2 separate regions of the Homo sapiens genome follow, and region 1 is linked to region 2. Evidence: chromatin loops called from intact Hi-C (ENCODE). Cell type or tissue: heart left ventricle. All regions are shown on one strand.

Evidence for each region. Hi-C counts contacts between places; a loop is a spot of excess contacts. Peaks named below come from ENCODE experiments on the same cell type or tissue, not always from the same donor. Only the 100,000 strongest peaks of a DNase experiment are listed, where the experiment ranks them.
Region 1: it touches region 2 in a loop (4-fold over the local background); 51 of 110 quality-filtered maps call a loop at or near these places.

Annotation. Positions count from the first base shown.
Region 1 is chr2:64,148,005-64,156,004 of GRCh38, reverse strand. No RefSeq gene overlaps it. Among named protein-coding and RNA genes, the nearest start is that of PELI1, 7.6 kb to the right of the region's middle. In heart left ventricle, no CTCF peak of the experiment used is centred here; no DNase peak of the experiment used is centred here.
Region 2 is chr2:64,308,548-64,316,547 of GRCh38, reverse strand. No RefSeq gene overlaps it. Among named protein-coding and RNA genes, the nearest start is that of MIR4433A, 28 kb to the left of the region's middle. In heart left ventricle, a CTCF peak has its summit at 3,993; a DNase peak (open chromatin) is centred at 4,077; H3K4me3 peaks cover 1,028 bases; H3K27ac peaks cover 1,289 bases.

The DNA of each region.
Region 1 (8,000 bases), 160 kb after region 2:
AAGGTAGGAAGCTTATTCTTCTTTTTAGTTCCCAAATTTCAAGGCAATAGAAATAGATGATAACCTTGTTTCATATCTATACATATGTGCAGATGCTTCTTGACTTACAGTGGGGTTATGTTCTGATAAACCCATTGTAATTTGAAAATGCAAGTCAAAAATGCATTTAATACACCTAACGTACTAAATATCATAGCTTAGCCTAGCCTACCTTAATTGTGCCCAGAACACTTACATTAGCCTACAGTGGGGCAAAATCATCTAACACAAAGCCTGTTTTGTAATAAAGTGTTGACTATCTCATGTGATTTATTGAATACTATACTGAAAGTAAAAAACAGAATGGTTGTATGAGTACTCACCATTAACACACACAGCTGAAAGTACACTGGGCCTCAAGAATGTTTGAAGTATTGAACTAAAATTAATTGCTGGATGATGAGGATGCTACATCAACAGGGTCATCAATTTGTCTCTCTTCTGATGAGGCTGGAGAATCATTGGTAGAAGGCACTGGGGCAGAGACACTTGTTGATATTAAATTCAAAGTATGGTCTCTACTGAATGTGTATAGCTTTCACACCACCATAACGTTAAAAAATCATGTGTTAAGCCATCATAAGTCAGGGACCATCTGTACATATGCTGATACACATATGTACAGTTGCTACTCATCATTAATGAATTCAGTATTCGTGAATTTGCCTGATCGCTAAAAGGTATTCATAACCTCAAAATCAATACTGTTGTGGTCATTCATGGACACTCACAGAGTGGCCAAAAATTGAGTCACCTGATGCATATGTTCTCAGATGAGGTCGTGCTCTCTACCCACTTGTTTCAGCTCTCATACTGTAAATAAACATCTTTTTTGCAGTCTATTTAGTGCCATGTTTTTTGCTTTTTGTTGGTGATTTCACTGTTTAAAATGACTCTCGAGCGTAGTGATAAAGTGCTGCCTAGGGTCCCTAATCACAAAAAGACTGCGATGTGCCTTATAGAGAAAATACATGTGTTAAATAAGCTCAACAGAATAAATATATTGTAGTAGTTATAGCAATGAAAAGAAACAAACTAATCCAACAACATGAATAAATCTCACAGATATTATAGTGAGAAGCAGCTGGATGTAAAAGAGTATAAAGTTGTGGAACAGTCACTAATCTAAGGTTAAACAAAATCAAAACACTGATTGCCTCTGAAAGAGTAAGAGACACGAGACAATCTTCTGGAGAGATGAAAATGTCCTGTGTTCATGATAGCATTGTGGGTTACATTAGTATATCCATTTGTCAAAGTTGTACAACTAATACACGTTACTTCAAAAAAAGCTGTTAAAAATAACAATTGAGTTGGGGAGTGGGTGAAGGTATAGATGATGTAAGAGTGATAGACAATTGATCATTGTTGAAGCTAGATATAGAGTACATACATTATTCTGTTTGCTTTGTATATGTTTGAAACTTTCCATAATGCAAAGATTTTTTAAAAAAAGAGAGAGATAAGAGATACATCAACCAATGTCATGTATATTCTTTATTTGGATCTCAATTTTTAAAAACTGGATATTGACAGTATTGAGAAATATTTGGGGTTTTTACTTTTAGGTATGATAGTGTTATTGTGCTTATGCTTTTAAAATAAGATATCCCCCCTTTTAGAATCACATATGGATATACAAAATAAATTTTAGGGCAACTGGGATTTGTATCAAAATAAACCAGTGGAGGTAAAGATAAAACAAGATTGACAAAGAATTGAAACTATGGAAGTTGGATGATGGGTACACGGGTTTCATTAGACTATTCTTTCTCCTTCTGTGTGTTTTGAAAGTTTCTATAACAAAAAGATTTTTAAATTGTGCATTAAAAAAAAAAATATCCCATCAACTGAAAAACTCCAGGCTGGCTAAGTCTAGCCAAATGGATAGAACTGCACTTATGCTAATACTACATGATACTGATTTTATCTGAGAAGAGACAAGACGCAGGGCAGGAGCCTGAGCTGGTAACACTAGAAGGGGGCGTGGGGTGACTCAGGTTGGGAGGCTGGAGCCTGGGTGCTTTTTATGTTGACGCAGTGGGGTAGAGTTGTGAAGAAATATCCCTGAGAGGTAACTGTGGAGGCTGAAGGAGCAGGAGAAGACACAGGATGATTAAGGCAAAGCGTGAAACTGCTTGGGGGGATTATGTGACAAAATATTAAAAGCAGTACCATTCGGGAAAGCTAGTTCTGAGGAATCAGTCTCCAAAAAGGCAGAACTCAAATAGGAAAGTTTAATTGGCAAAATCCAGGATTCCTGTACTCAGGTCTATAAAGAGATTTAAAACAAAAACTGAGGCGTTTAGGGCATAACTTGCTACTTTAGTTTCTAGAGTAACTTGGAGAACTAGAGGAAACTAACGAGAAAGGATTGGGTTATGTGGGCACCCAGCTGGAGGGATGAAATAGGGAGAATTAAACTGAGCTTTATGAGTTTATATTCTTTTAATTTACCAAATTTAAATATAGTTGTTACCCTAAGCTCTCTCCCAACCCTGTTCCAGATCTCCAGGATTCTCTAACAATGTAATAAGAGTTTCTACATTACAAATCTGGAGATGGGGATGCCTAACCAACAGTATGTTTCTTTTCTACTTAAACACGAATAAAGTAGCATTTTAGAAAGTCAGATGTGTTCTTACAAGTATCCCTGAAATACTTTTAGAAAAAGAGTAATGTAGGTAGTTATGGCAAAGTGTCTGAAATAATTTTCAGAAATGAATGGTAAATAGGTTCCTACATCATGGCAGACTGAGCTAATGGAAGCCACCTTTTCTGATACGAATATGTAGAAACACTGGGTAAATATAACCACTAAAACAACAATGAAATACATAACTGAGCTTGAGAGAAATAAAAATTTCTGTTATGAGAAAAAAAAAAAAAAAAGCTGGGGATGGTAGAGTGGGGGGTAGGGAGAGACTCAAAGCCAGAAGCCTGAATATATGCCCTGGCAGCTGGTAGCCAGGGTTTTAATGCCCACATAGGGACAAGACATGTGCTCTTGCATCTGCAGTGCAGGGGCTACAACTGGGATTTCTGCTAATTCCAGGACATAAAGTCCTATAAAAGCTACATGGTCAGCGAAAAGGAGCCAGAAAAGTTTAGTCTGTCAGACTGGACAAGTACCAAAGTAGTTTGTTGTCTGCCCTGAGCTCTAGAGAGAGAAAAAGTATTCTCCTGGGAGAAATCTAAACCCAAAGTTGCATAGCTGGTGAGTGTAGGGTCTAAATTTCCATTGCCTTTGTGGTAAGAGAATCCCAAGCTGAGAAACTTAGATAAAAGCTAGTCTACATATATATATATACACACACGCATACACAGACACATATTTGATGAATGACTGGTAACTAGAATATATAAAGAACACCTGTAAATCAATAAGAAAAAAAAGAAAGACTATATAATTTTTAAATGGGCAAAACTAAACAGCCTCTTTGAAGACAGGATTTCCAAATGACCTTATAAAACATTCTTATAAAAAGTTACTCAGTTGCATGCACAATCAAGGAAATGTAAATTAAAACTACAGTGTTGGGGATGGGCACAGTGGCTCATGCCTGTAATCCCAACACTTTGGGAGGCCGAGGTGCAAGTATCAGTTGAGCCCAGGAGTTTGAGACCAGGCTGGGCAACATAGAGAGACTCTGTCTCCACAAAAAATCAAAAAATCTTATCTGTATATAGTAGCACAAGCCTGTGGTCCCAGCTACTCAGGAGGCTGAAGTGAGAGGATTGCTTGAGCTTGGGAGGCCTCTTCGCTCTAGCCTGGGCACAGAGCAGGACCCTGTTTCCAAAAAATAAATAAATACATAAAACTACAATGAGACACTGCATACTTACTAAAATGAAACCAACAGAAAATAAAATGTTGGTAAGACTGTAAACACATGAATATAAATAAGTATTGACTGCAAAAAGCAATAAAAAGTTGCTTTTCCTCTATACTAATGAATAACTATAATATATAATGCCCAGCTACATGACCAGAAACCTCCAAATGATCCTTCCTTTCTCTTTCCTTCACCTCTTACATCCAATCAATATATCAAGCCCTATTCATTTTATCTCTTGAAACATCACTGGTATCTGCCCCCTTCTTTTGATTCCCCACACTTACTTGGTTTGTCCATCATCTCTCACCTGCATTACTGCATATTCTCTTAGCTAGTCACTCTGTCAAATACTAGCATGATTTTATAGCACTCCTCTGCTTAAAATCTTTCAACAGTTTCTCATTGCCAAACTCTTTGTCATGACATGGCATATACGACTTCTATGATCTGGTCTCAGAAACTTCCTGACCTGGCCCATGTCACACCCTATGATCTGGCCATACTGAACTGCTTGTAGTTCTTTAAATGGGCTGTTACTTCACTCTTCCCATGTCTTTTTTAACATCACAAGCTCTGCTGAAATGTCTTTGTTCAGCTTGTGAGCACCTACTCATTTTTTAGCATTCAGCTCAATTGCCACCTCCTCTTTGAAATGTTTTTCTGACTTTATTCTCATGTAAAATTGATTATTCCCTTCTCTGCATTTCCCCTTTCCTAAACATCAAAAAGCTTAGGACCAGCTGGCGCGGTGGCTCACGCCTGTAATCCCAGCACTTTGGGAGGCTGAGGCGGGCAGATCACGAGGTCAGGAGTTTGAGACCAGACTGGCTAACATGGTGAAACCCCATCTCTACTAAAAATACAAAAATTAGCTGGGCGCGGTGGTGGGCACCTGTAATTCCAGCTACTCCAGAGACTGACGCAGGAGAATTGCTTGAACCCGGGAGGCGGAGGTTGCAGTGAGCAAGATCGCGCCACTGCACTCCAGCCTGGGTGACAGAGCAAGACTCCATCTCGGGAGAAAAGTTAAAAAAAAAAAAAGCTTAGGACCAAGACTAATTAATCTTTGTATCCATAGTCTGGCACCATAGTATGTGCTCAGTAAGTATTCCACGAAAGAATACATGAAATTTGAGATACAAAAATTTAAGTAGTCTATCAGCAAATACATCTATTTTAGGGATGAAAACACAATCTAAATGTTCTCTTCATGGGTTTTCCAATTCTCTCAATTCACAGTATTATTTAAAATTCCAAAATAACTGCTTGTGTATATGTTGACTGCACTAATACTGAGAATTTGTAGGCTGCATTCTTTGGTGTACAAGCAGACTCCTTTAAAACATTGAAATTTTAACTGGCTTGTCTTTGACATTTTCTAAATATATCTAAAATGTCAGAGCCAGCATTTGGGGCCTACAAATCTTTTGAGTGAAAGCCCAGGCCTTCAAATTATGTGCCATTCACAGGTTTAAAATAGGAACATGTGCTATGTTGACTATGAGCTATTTGGAGACTTTGAGGACATTAGGAGAAAATAATTTTATTTTTGGGAGAAATATTGGAGGTAAGAATTCTGAGAGATAACCTACTTAAAATCTGAATATTAAACACACACACACATGCACACACACACACACACAACTTTATCACTCTCAAATCCCAAGAATGTCAGTAAGAGTCCAATAGGCAGTCTAGGGTCAGTATAAACCATGAGAAATTTGGACTAAACATGGGAAGATATGTTCATTTGAAGTGGATGAAATATTTGCAGTGAAAGGAGAAAAATAAGTTTGCAGCAGTTTCTTCAAGTTATAAGAAAAGACGTGTATCTAATTTCCTCTTCCTCATTTACTAGCAAATTATATTTATTTCATGTTGTTTTAGAAATGACATCAATATTGTGATTTTTCCTTATGTTCTTATCCCAAGCACTGCTTTCATGTTTGTTTGAGGAAAGAGTAGAAACACAGTTTTAGTTGATTTTGATATAGTCAGATTGTACAGGAAACTTGAAGTTTACTGAGCAACATCCACAGATCAAAAACTTTTTAGAATTTAAGAGATCCAAAAAACTTTAGTCCCCCAGGATTCACTTTCTTACTGAAATGACTAGATGGCTGAATATACCAAATTGGAAACTGCAGATAAGCAACAAAAGGATAGCCCCTCTGGTGAAAGAAATGTAGGTATTTAACTAGATATGTAGACTGAGCATATGGTGATTGGAGGTGCACTCATTTTCCACGACTGAACTGTTCTGAATTCAAAGGACTGTAGATTCTGAAGAACTGTACAGAACTGTATGGTGGAGGTAAAGTCACAATTTCACAAAGGAATCTACAGATTTTGATATATAAGTGAATGTCACCATGATTTTCTACACCTGACTTTGGAGAACAAACCCGAACATATGTCTAACCTGTGGGCCATCTACCTCATTATTGTGGTTTGGTTTCAAAGTACTACATATTGACTGAACATTTGCTGCATTCCAAGCCTGGGCTAAGCACTTTACATGTATTTTCTCCTTCAAGAAAAACTAATTAAACTAATAGTAAATGATGCCCACACGAAAGATGCTGTATCCCTGGAATTTTAGTGACAAATATAGGAACCTCAGAACTATGTTGAAATGCTGGCAACACGTGGATCTACCTGATTCTGAGAAATATACTCTATTTCATGAAACTTCTATAGGCTTGTGAGTCTGATTAGGTTCAGCTATACATAACACAGTACAAAACAGCAATGTCTTTATACAACATAGAAGTTTGTTTCTTGGCTGGGTATGGTGGCTCACACCTGTAATCCCAGCACTTTGGGAGGCTGAGGAGGAGGATTGCTTGGGCCCAGGAGTTCAAGACCAGCCTGGGCAATATAGCAAGACTCTGTCTCTATTTTTTTAATATAAAAAATTTTAAAAAATAAAAACAAAACAAGTTTGTTTCTCACTTAAAAGAAGTCAGGAGGTAGAGTCCAGAGCTGGTATGTCAGCTCCATGGTCATTAGGGACATAGATTTCTTCCTTATTTCTGCTTCTCCATTCAAGCTTTTTATTCTTAAGATTTCATTTTATCTCCACTATTGACTTCTTAGCCACATCTGTTTTTTTCATTTTGACGACTGCTCTAAGGTTTAGCTTATGCATTTTTAACTCATCACGATTTACCTTCAAATAATAGTATAATACTTCATGTGTAATATAAGACCTTTCTATATAATTCCACTTCTTCCTTCCATCTTTTGAGCTATTGTTATCAAACTTTACATGTTTGAAGACTTCAGCTAGAATTTTGTCCCTTATATATAAATGCTGACAGAAATCTTTAATTATGAACCTGATAATACAGTCTTGTCATTTTTATTTTAAAGTCAGTTATCTTTTTTCAAAAAATTTTAAGTCAGGGGGAGAAGTTTTTTATAATTACTCATATATTTATCATTTCTGGCACTCTTCATTCTTTAATATAAATCCAAGTTTCCAAGAAGTTGCTTTAACATTTCTTGAGGTGCAGTTCTGCTGGTGACATCCTCACAGCTTTTGTTGTCTTAAACTTCATTTTTGAAAGATTATTTTCTCTAACTATAGGATTCTATGTGTCAGGGTGTTTGTTTGTTTGTTTTGAGACAAGGTCTCGCTCTGTCACCTAGGCTGCAGTGCAGTGGCGCATTCACAGCTCACTGCAGCTTCGACCTTCTGGGCTCAAGCGATCCTCCCACTTCAACCTCCGGAGTAGCTGGGACTACTGGCGTATGCCACCACGCCCAGCTAATTTTTGTATTTTTTTTGTAGAGACGGGGTTTTGCCATGTTGGCCAGGCTGGTCTCAAACTCCTGAGCTCAAGGGATTCACCCGCCTTGGCCTCCCAGAATTCTAGGATTATAGGCTTGAGCCACCATGCCAGGCAGGTTTTTTTTTCAGCACTTTGGAAATGCCTTTTCATGGTCTTCTGACTTGCACAGTTTCTGATTAGAAGTCTACTGATATTTGGCCGGGCGCGGTGGCTCATTTCTGTAACTCAGCACTTTGGGAGGCCGAGGTGGGAGGATCACAAGGTCAGGAGATCGAGACCATCCTGGCTAACACGATGAAACCCCGTCTCTACTAAAAATACAAAA
Region 2 (8,000 bases):
AAACATCTGGAATCATGAAGACAACACCTTAGGGAGGGTACGGCAATAACATAAAAGGAAACTGGGTCCCGGAGGATGCTTTCATGAAGCTGTGCCCTAATTCCAGCTCAGACATCTATGCGTGAGAGAAATAAAAATTCCACTTCATGTAAGCCACTGTCATTTTGGGTCTGTGTGACTCTGAGCCACACCTATGTTCTATCCTAGCAGATATACAGTCTTCCTCCCTCTTACAGAGACTGGGGAAAACAAATGTCCCATGTATGAATTTCAAGGCTGCTGTCAGATCTTTATGCAATTTAAGGGCAGAAGCATTTGTGGAGCCTCTGCCCAGCAAAGCACTTTGGTGGGCTGGTCGGTCTGCAAAGGTAGACCTGAGTTTAGTGGGACATAAGGTTATGGAGAGCCAGATTCTATGCACAAGAAAGAAATCAGGATTTGGGGGAGAAGACTGGCTCTTAGAGAAGGGAGAAGGACCTGGAGAGAGAAGAAGGGACCTGAGAAAACAGCATCAGGATGGGCCTAAGGGGTAATACAGTCAGCAGGACAGTCCCCAGGGCAGGAATAATGGATGGGCTTTCTCATCAATGGCAACTGTTGTCCCTGTGTTGAGCTGTACTGCAGACAACCCCTTGCTTGCTCCAAACACTGCTGCACAGCCCAGCCTTGTGTGGATGGTGCTTTGGAGAAAGCTAAGGAATTGGGGCAGCATCCAACATGGGACAAAGCAATATGAGGAACACAGCAGTCTTAGAAGGAAAGACACGGGGTTCACTCAGGAGTGCAGAGGAATGGAGAAATCTGAGCAAGAGGAGACTAGGAGAACGGGAAGGTCCTCAAGAGTTCCAGCAAACTTTGTGGGAAGAGACATGCTGGCTTCCACCAAATGTGGGATGGGGGTTCCTGCCACTTCACTTGAATGTTAGAGAAAAGCATTACCCCAGAAGTGTGTATGGCCTGCGGCATCCAGGCAGTTGACACTTGGTTTTGCAGTTCCTCGTGGGACCATCTTTCCTCCTGGCCAACTCCCAAAAACCTGACAGCCAAGTTGGGAAGAGAAGTGAATGTTTCTTTCATGCTTTCTCTAACTTGGCTTGGATTAAAGGAGAACTGCTTCTCTTAAATCAAGAGTACGCAATCATTAGGAGGAGTGAGAAAATCTGTAGTTGGTAGAGGGCCAAAGTGGATTGGTGATCCTGGTGGTTGGAGACATTCAGAACAGGCGTTTGGGAATTCTGGGTTTTAGATGGGCCAGAATCCCATATCCCAACTGGCTCCTGAGACAGAACATGGAACACTTGCAGAAAGGTGTTAGATGTTGTTTCTGCTAATAGTAACACTATGTTTAATGTCCAAATATATTCTCTGTTTACACTTGTTCAAGTGATGGAATTTTAGGAGCTACACCTGGGGTAATAGAAAGGTGACAGGTGTTTCCTTGGTAATTCTCCTGAATATGGTTCTATCACATCTCTAGTCAAACTAAGATATAGACTGAAGCTTGGGACCCATTGGAAAAGGATCATTTGGGAATAAAAATCTTCACATTTATTGAGTGCCTTCTATGTGCCTGCGTGCTGCTAGACACTCTACACTAGTATAGTCTTCACAATCCAATGATATAACTTTATTTACATAATAAGGAAACTGAGGCTAAAGAGGTTGACAATGTGGCCTAAAGTCACACAGTGAGTACGTGGTATGGTTGGGTTTTGAACTCAGACTGACTGGCATTGGAGTCCACATACTTAGCTACTACCATATTCTACCTCTTTGCTCTGGGGGCGTTGTACTTAGGCACTGGGTGCACACAACCCTTCAGAACCATCCAGGGTCTTCCCATGAGCATGAAACTGCACAGAGGACTATATCCTCAAATGGCGAAGAGCCTGGGGTGAAGCTACACAGCTATTAATGTGCAACCTAGAAGTTTTTGCTTTTATTAGTTACATACACCTCTTTATCAACTTAGTTACTAGTCACATCCTAACAACTGTAAAAGCAGAACATTTCCAAAACATTTCTCTTATTTGATATTCCTAGTAGCCTGAGTTCCAGGCAAACAAGATTTTATTGTAATCTGAACAATAAATAAATGGTTATTTTCAAGCCCAACTTTAACTTTACTGAATATGTAGCATACTTATTATTCATTGCCTGCCAAAGCCACATTTTCACTAAATCTTGCAATTAGTGGAAAAACTATATTTTAAATACACATGTATAGTAGGTGTATTGAGTATAAGCCTTAATGAAATTCATTTTAAAACAGTGGAGTATCTGCTTGAAGACTGTATGAAGTACATTTTCCCGTGTCTTTTCTTAGGTTAATAAATATCTAGGGACCAGTTTAACTGCCGGCTTCAAGTAACCTACCAAGTAAAATAATATACCTAATGATTCTAGAAGAAGACATTTTCTTCCATTTTGAGGCAGTGTCTCTTATCTTGAAATTATGAATTTGAGGTTTATCTGATAGTGACTTTGCATGACCAAAAATGCTTTGGAGATTATGACATTAATTTTTAAGGAGGAGGAGGTCCAGGACTGTTGTTTTGTTGTGTAAAAATCTGTATTTTAAACATGTAATTCATTTTCAGTTCTACATTTTGTGTATATTGAGTCCATATTGCCGCCTTGGTAGAAAGCACAAAAGAGGGTTTTTAAATTTTCTGTTATATTAGTTATAAATGTTATAAAGGAGATAGAATTGAACAGCTTGTAACTGTACTGAATTTGATTTTCATTTCATAAGATTTATAGAGTGATGTGAGAGTTTAAACTTGTCCTAAAAAGGCTCTTAAATGAAAAACATGTCAGCTGTATTGAAAAAGGGCCTCAAAGAGCTTCTCCCTGCAGGAGTCAGAACTTATTATGGCATCATCAGCTAGTTTCAGTGCTGCTGGTGAAATGTGATTTCTCAGATAAAACAGCATCCCAAGAAATGACATTTACAAAACTTGGTTCTAGCCAGTTTGGAGCAAGAATTCACACATTCACACTGCTGTCCTCACTGCTGGCGGAGACCAAATTGAGAACATTTTTAGCAGGAAGAGCTGGCACTTGGCTCTGAACCCCATGGCTAGCGCCTGTGGAGAAACAGATAAGGAGTTGTACGGTTTGCTCCTAATAACCATGTTCCCTTGACATTGTAAATTTTTGCACAAAATTACCCAGAAGGCATAACAAAATACTCTTTGCTACAGTAAACCACTCCCGTGCATGGAAAGTATATAGTGAGCACTGGAGAGATCCGGGCTTCCTTTTCCAAAGTTTTTGGAACAGACTCCAGGTTTCTTTCCACCCAGGGGAAAAGCTGCTACAACACTTAAGGGCGGGGGGGGAGGGGAGGTGGGAATGATTAAAATTTGTTTTAAATGTGAATCATGACAAACCTATGAATTAGAAACTTAGAGAAAAACTTATTTGAGCAAGGATAGTCGCCAAAAAGCTCAGAGCAAAATTGAAAAAAAAAAAAAAAAGTCCTGATGCTCCAAGACTTCAGACTTGTATGCATCTGGTGCTGTTGAGAGACGCCCTACACTGAACTGTCTCCCCCCGGGGCCAGACGGCGCCTCAAACATTCCCCCACAGCCTCCTTTTAGATGAGGGCACAACTCCGTGAAGCTCCAGGTAGGATCGAATGTTATCTGGAAGAGGAGATACGTTAGTCCCAAACTGCTGATTGTCAAACTATCAGAGTCCTTAAGGAATTGGTCTAAGGGTAGGTAAGTTTGGAACGTAGGAGCTGAGTGGAGAAGGGAAAGGGGATCAAGAAATGGGTTTCGAGCATGAGACAGGGCAGAGCTGGGCATGAAAGGGGCCCTTGGAAACCAAGGGAGATTGGGTGCCTAAATTTTGGGAATAGGAGATGGGATAGAAGCACCTACATTAGTTCTCATTGACTATGACCCAGGTATGCAGAGTTTTTTTAAGCCAATTTTTCATAAGCTGTTATGCAACATTTGTCTTCATCTGTCAGGGAGCCTGCAAACCCAGTTGCACCACACAGTGGCGTGATTGTTTTCCTCCCGTCTACGAAGCTCTGGTTTCAGTGGCTCTGCCAATCACAGCTGTTTCTGGATTGTTCACAGGGACCGGGCACGGGAGCAGCGTGGGCGGCTGAATTCCATAGAAGCAGAGACCTCATTGTGACCATCAGCCCCAACTTGCTTTCATGGGGTTTTCACCAGAGCTTCCCACAACAGCTAAATAAGGGGTAGCATTTCTCCCTCGGGCCCCTGTCTGATGCCTCCTGTCCTCTAAGAGGGGTAGAAAGTGAGAGGAAAAAGCTTAGCAAGTCTGAATTATCCTCAGTCCAGACAATCAGCCAAGGGATAACCAGGAACAACTGGGGTTCCCCCGGATATTTGTTGGCCGTCCTCCCCTCGTGCTCTGCTTTGCAGACCTATCACTCAATGGGCCCTGAGTCAGGGGTAATTTACTAGCTATTTTACCAGTCTCACTACTTCACAGCGGGTGGAAGCTTCCAATTGGCTTGCAGCCCTCTAAAGCTTACAAAAAAAAAAGCCTATTTTCTGCCATATTGAGCTTTTAGGCTCTAGGCAGAGCTTTAATAAACTGAGCCCCAAAAGACGTCCCTCACATAGGGGGCTCTAGACAGCAGCCCTGACGCATGGGCCGATCTATTTCTTGCCTAAATTAAAAAAGTCCAAGTCTATTTTTCCCCCTCTTTCTGGGAAGCTGACCTAAACAAGTAAGGATATGCTATAAATGCCTTTCAAGACTCCACTTGCAGGTTCTAATTATAATTAAGATGATAATATTACTTTGAATTTGCGCTTTCTTCCAGAGTGCCCCGAGCGCTCTCAGCTGCGTGACGGCAGGTATTACGCCCTCATGTGTATCCACTTGCAGCTTCTAATTACACCGTCTTTTGATTCTGATTCTGAACTCACCTTCCTTCCCTGAGCCTGGGGCACAAGGGCCGCCTCACTGGGCTAACTTCCCTCGGTGTCTGGCCTGCCCTTCATTCAAGTTATCTGCTGGAGGAGGTTCCCCTGGCGGGGCCCCTGAGAGCTGGGCCTGACCTGCAGGCCTTTGCAGATGCACTGGCTTCCTCAGGCCCCATCCTGCCGGGAGCCTCTCCGCTGTGGCTGTCGTCACCCTCACTCCCCGGACTCCTGGGTGCCAAAGAGTGAGCCTGGTTTCCTGCCCTGTCTCTAGGGAAGGGCCCCTCTCTGAAGGTGCTCCACACCCAAGCCTGCCCTCAGTGGACTCTCTGCCCTCATTGCCCCATCTCCAGGGCAGGGGCAGGCTTGGACTTGCTCATGTCCCGCTATCCCGTGCTGGCAGAACACAGAAGCTTTGTGTGGTCTTCCAGGATCCCCTTGAATGCGCGCTGTGGGAGGAAATTCTGGCAGACTCTGACTTTTCTGGTCCCTCTAAGCTAAAAGAGTCCTACAGTCACTGAAGCCATGAGATGTAATCTCCTTTCAGAAATCAAATGTCCACTCCTGTGGAATAACAAAAACTCAAAACTGGATTTAGAGTCCTCATCTTTCTCCCAACTCAGGCCTACTATGGGCGTGGGGCGGTTGTGACTGACTCTCCTTGCCCTCTCCTCCCTTCAGCTGCTGACTATAGTGCCCCAGGGTTGGAGGAAGAGGAAGGAGAACTAGAGAAAGGTGCAAGAAAGCTCCAGGGTGGGCCTTCTCAGCACTTAACTGCTATTAAAGTTCAACCTTCCTCAGCAACTCCCTCCCCTTCATCATCACTGAGTTCTCTCACCTGTGGGTCGCAGGTGAAAGGTCGATGCATCGCAATCCCAGCAGCTGCCTCTGCTTCCTTGGTTCCTGGAAATCCAGCAACATCTCTGCTTCTCTTGGCTGAGGTTCCTTTACCCCCAGGGCACTCAATGAGCCAGCTTCCAAGTCCCTGCCTTCATCCTTTCCCCATTTCCCCTAGCCCAGTAAAGCCCTCTGTCTGCGCCCCTCCATCTGAAGACCTTCGAGGTTTTCAAGGCTGGTCCAATCCAGTCTGCCCCCAGACTGAAGGTGATACACATTAAGTTCTCCTTAAGCCCCTCTATCGTGAGAGGAATGAGCTGCATCCTCCATTTCTCCCCACTGTGTGCACAGGCACTGGAGCCTTCTCCAAAAATCCTCCCTGGAAACCTTGTCCCTTCACTCCCATTTTCAACTCTATTTTTAATATGGATCTTGGAGAGGGGGTTAAGAATAATGTTTTTTTCCTGACTCTGTGGGTCTCATTTTGGAACATGGTTTGTGTTGTCTTGGTTCTTTAGATGTAACCCAAACATGGTAGGAAAGGGAAGCATGAGCCGAAGTCCTCCCTGGCCTCCCTTTGGGACTTTTTTTTTTTTTTTTTTTTTTTGAAACAGAGTCTCGCTGTGTTGCCAGGCTGGAGTGCAGTGGTATGATCTCGGCTCGCTGCAACCTCTGCCTCCCGGGTTCAAGCGATTCTTCTGCCTCAGCCTCCTAAGTAGCTGGGACTACAGGTGCACGCCACCATGCCCAGCTAATTTTTGTATTATTAGTAGAGACGGGGTTTCACCATGTTGACCAGGATGGTCTCGATCTCTTGACCTCGTGATCCACCCACCTGGGCCTCCCAAATTGCTGGGATTACAGGCGTGAGCCACCGTGCCCGTTCCCCTTTGGGACTTTAACATCACATGTTCCCAGGGGCTCTGATTGTTAGAATACAGATTGTCCCCGCTTCCAAGTTGGGGCTTTTATGAATCCATAGTGTTAAATCTCTGGAGGAAAACAGAAGGAGGATGTCTGTGTGTGCTTCCCTGTGAAAATCAGTACAGGTGTAGGTAGTCTTCCTCAGGCTCCACTCAAATTTACTTAGGCTTTCCAGCAAGAGCAAGACAGCCATGATGTTTGGGATCATTTTATGCATGTATCTTCTGGGTGCCTGGTACCCAGAAGTTTATTTCACCTAATCCCAATCTATTTCCCTAATGACACAACTATGATGTGTCTTGGAATACTTACCCCTTCTGTTAGTATCATCCAGGTGTCTAAAGGAACAGTTTGAAGAAGCATTCATATATTTTGGAAAATGATAGTCTAAGACACTGCCCAGTATATTATCTTGTATATAGTACCTATAATATACTACTTATTATATAAAAGGTAATATAAAGAGGCCAGGCGGGGTAGCTCATGCCTGTAATCCCAGCACTTTGGGAGGCCGAGGTGGGTGGATTGCCTGAGCTCAGGAGTTCAAGACCAGCCTGGGCAACACAGTGAAACCCCGTCTCTACTAAAATACAAAAAATTAGCCAGGCATGGTGGCATGTGCCTGTAGTCCCAGCTACTCGGGAGGCTGAGGCAGGATAACTGCTTGAACCCAGGAGGTGGAGGTTGCAGTGAGCCAAGATCATGCCACTGCACTCCAGCCTGGGTGACAGAGTGAGACTCTGTCTCCAAAAAAAAAAAAAGTAAGATATTGAGCAGTATCTTTGACTATCATTTGTTACCTTCTGTTAAAGGTAAACATGATAAAACAACTACTGATGTTTAGTGCTAGAAAATATTTCTATCCATAAGCAAACATTTATGCTTCCTTTTATTTGCCAGTGAGAACTATACAACTTGATGTATTGCTTATTTTGCTTTGCCTACCAGGAAGCTCAGCACTAAATTTAGTGTTCAATTGCAGCAACTAATTCATCCCAGCAATCTGGTGTGTTTATCTCATTTCACTTTTATTTGGTTTCTGTTATTTTTCTCTTTTTTAAAGCTTTTGTTGGCCAGGCGCAGTGGCTCATGCCTGTAATCCCAGCACTTTGGGAGGCTGAGGCGGGCAGGTGACGAGATCAGGAGTTGGAGACCAGCCTGGCCAATGTGGTGAAACTCCGTCTCTACTAAAAATAGAAAAAAAAAAAAAAATTAGCTGGGTGTGGTGGCTTGTGCCTGTAATCCCAGCTACTCAGGAGACTGAGGCAGAAGAATTGCTTGAACCCAGGAGGTCAGAGCTTGCAGTGAGCGGAGATGGCGCCACTG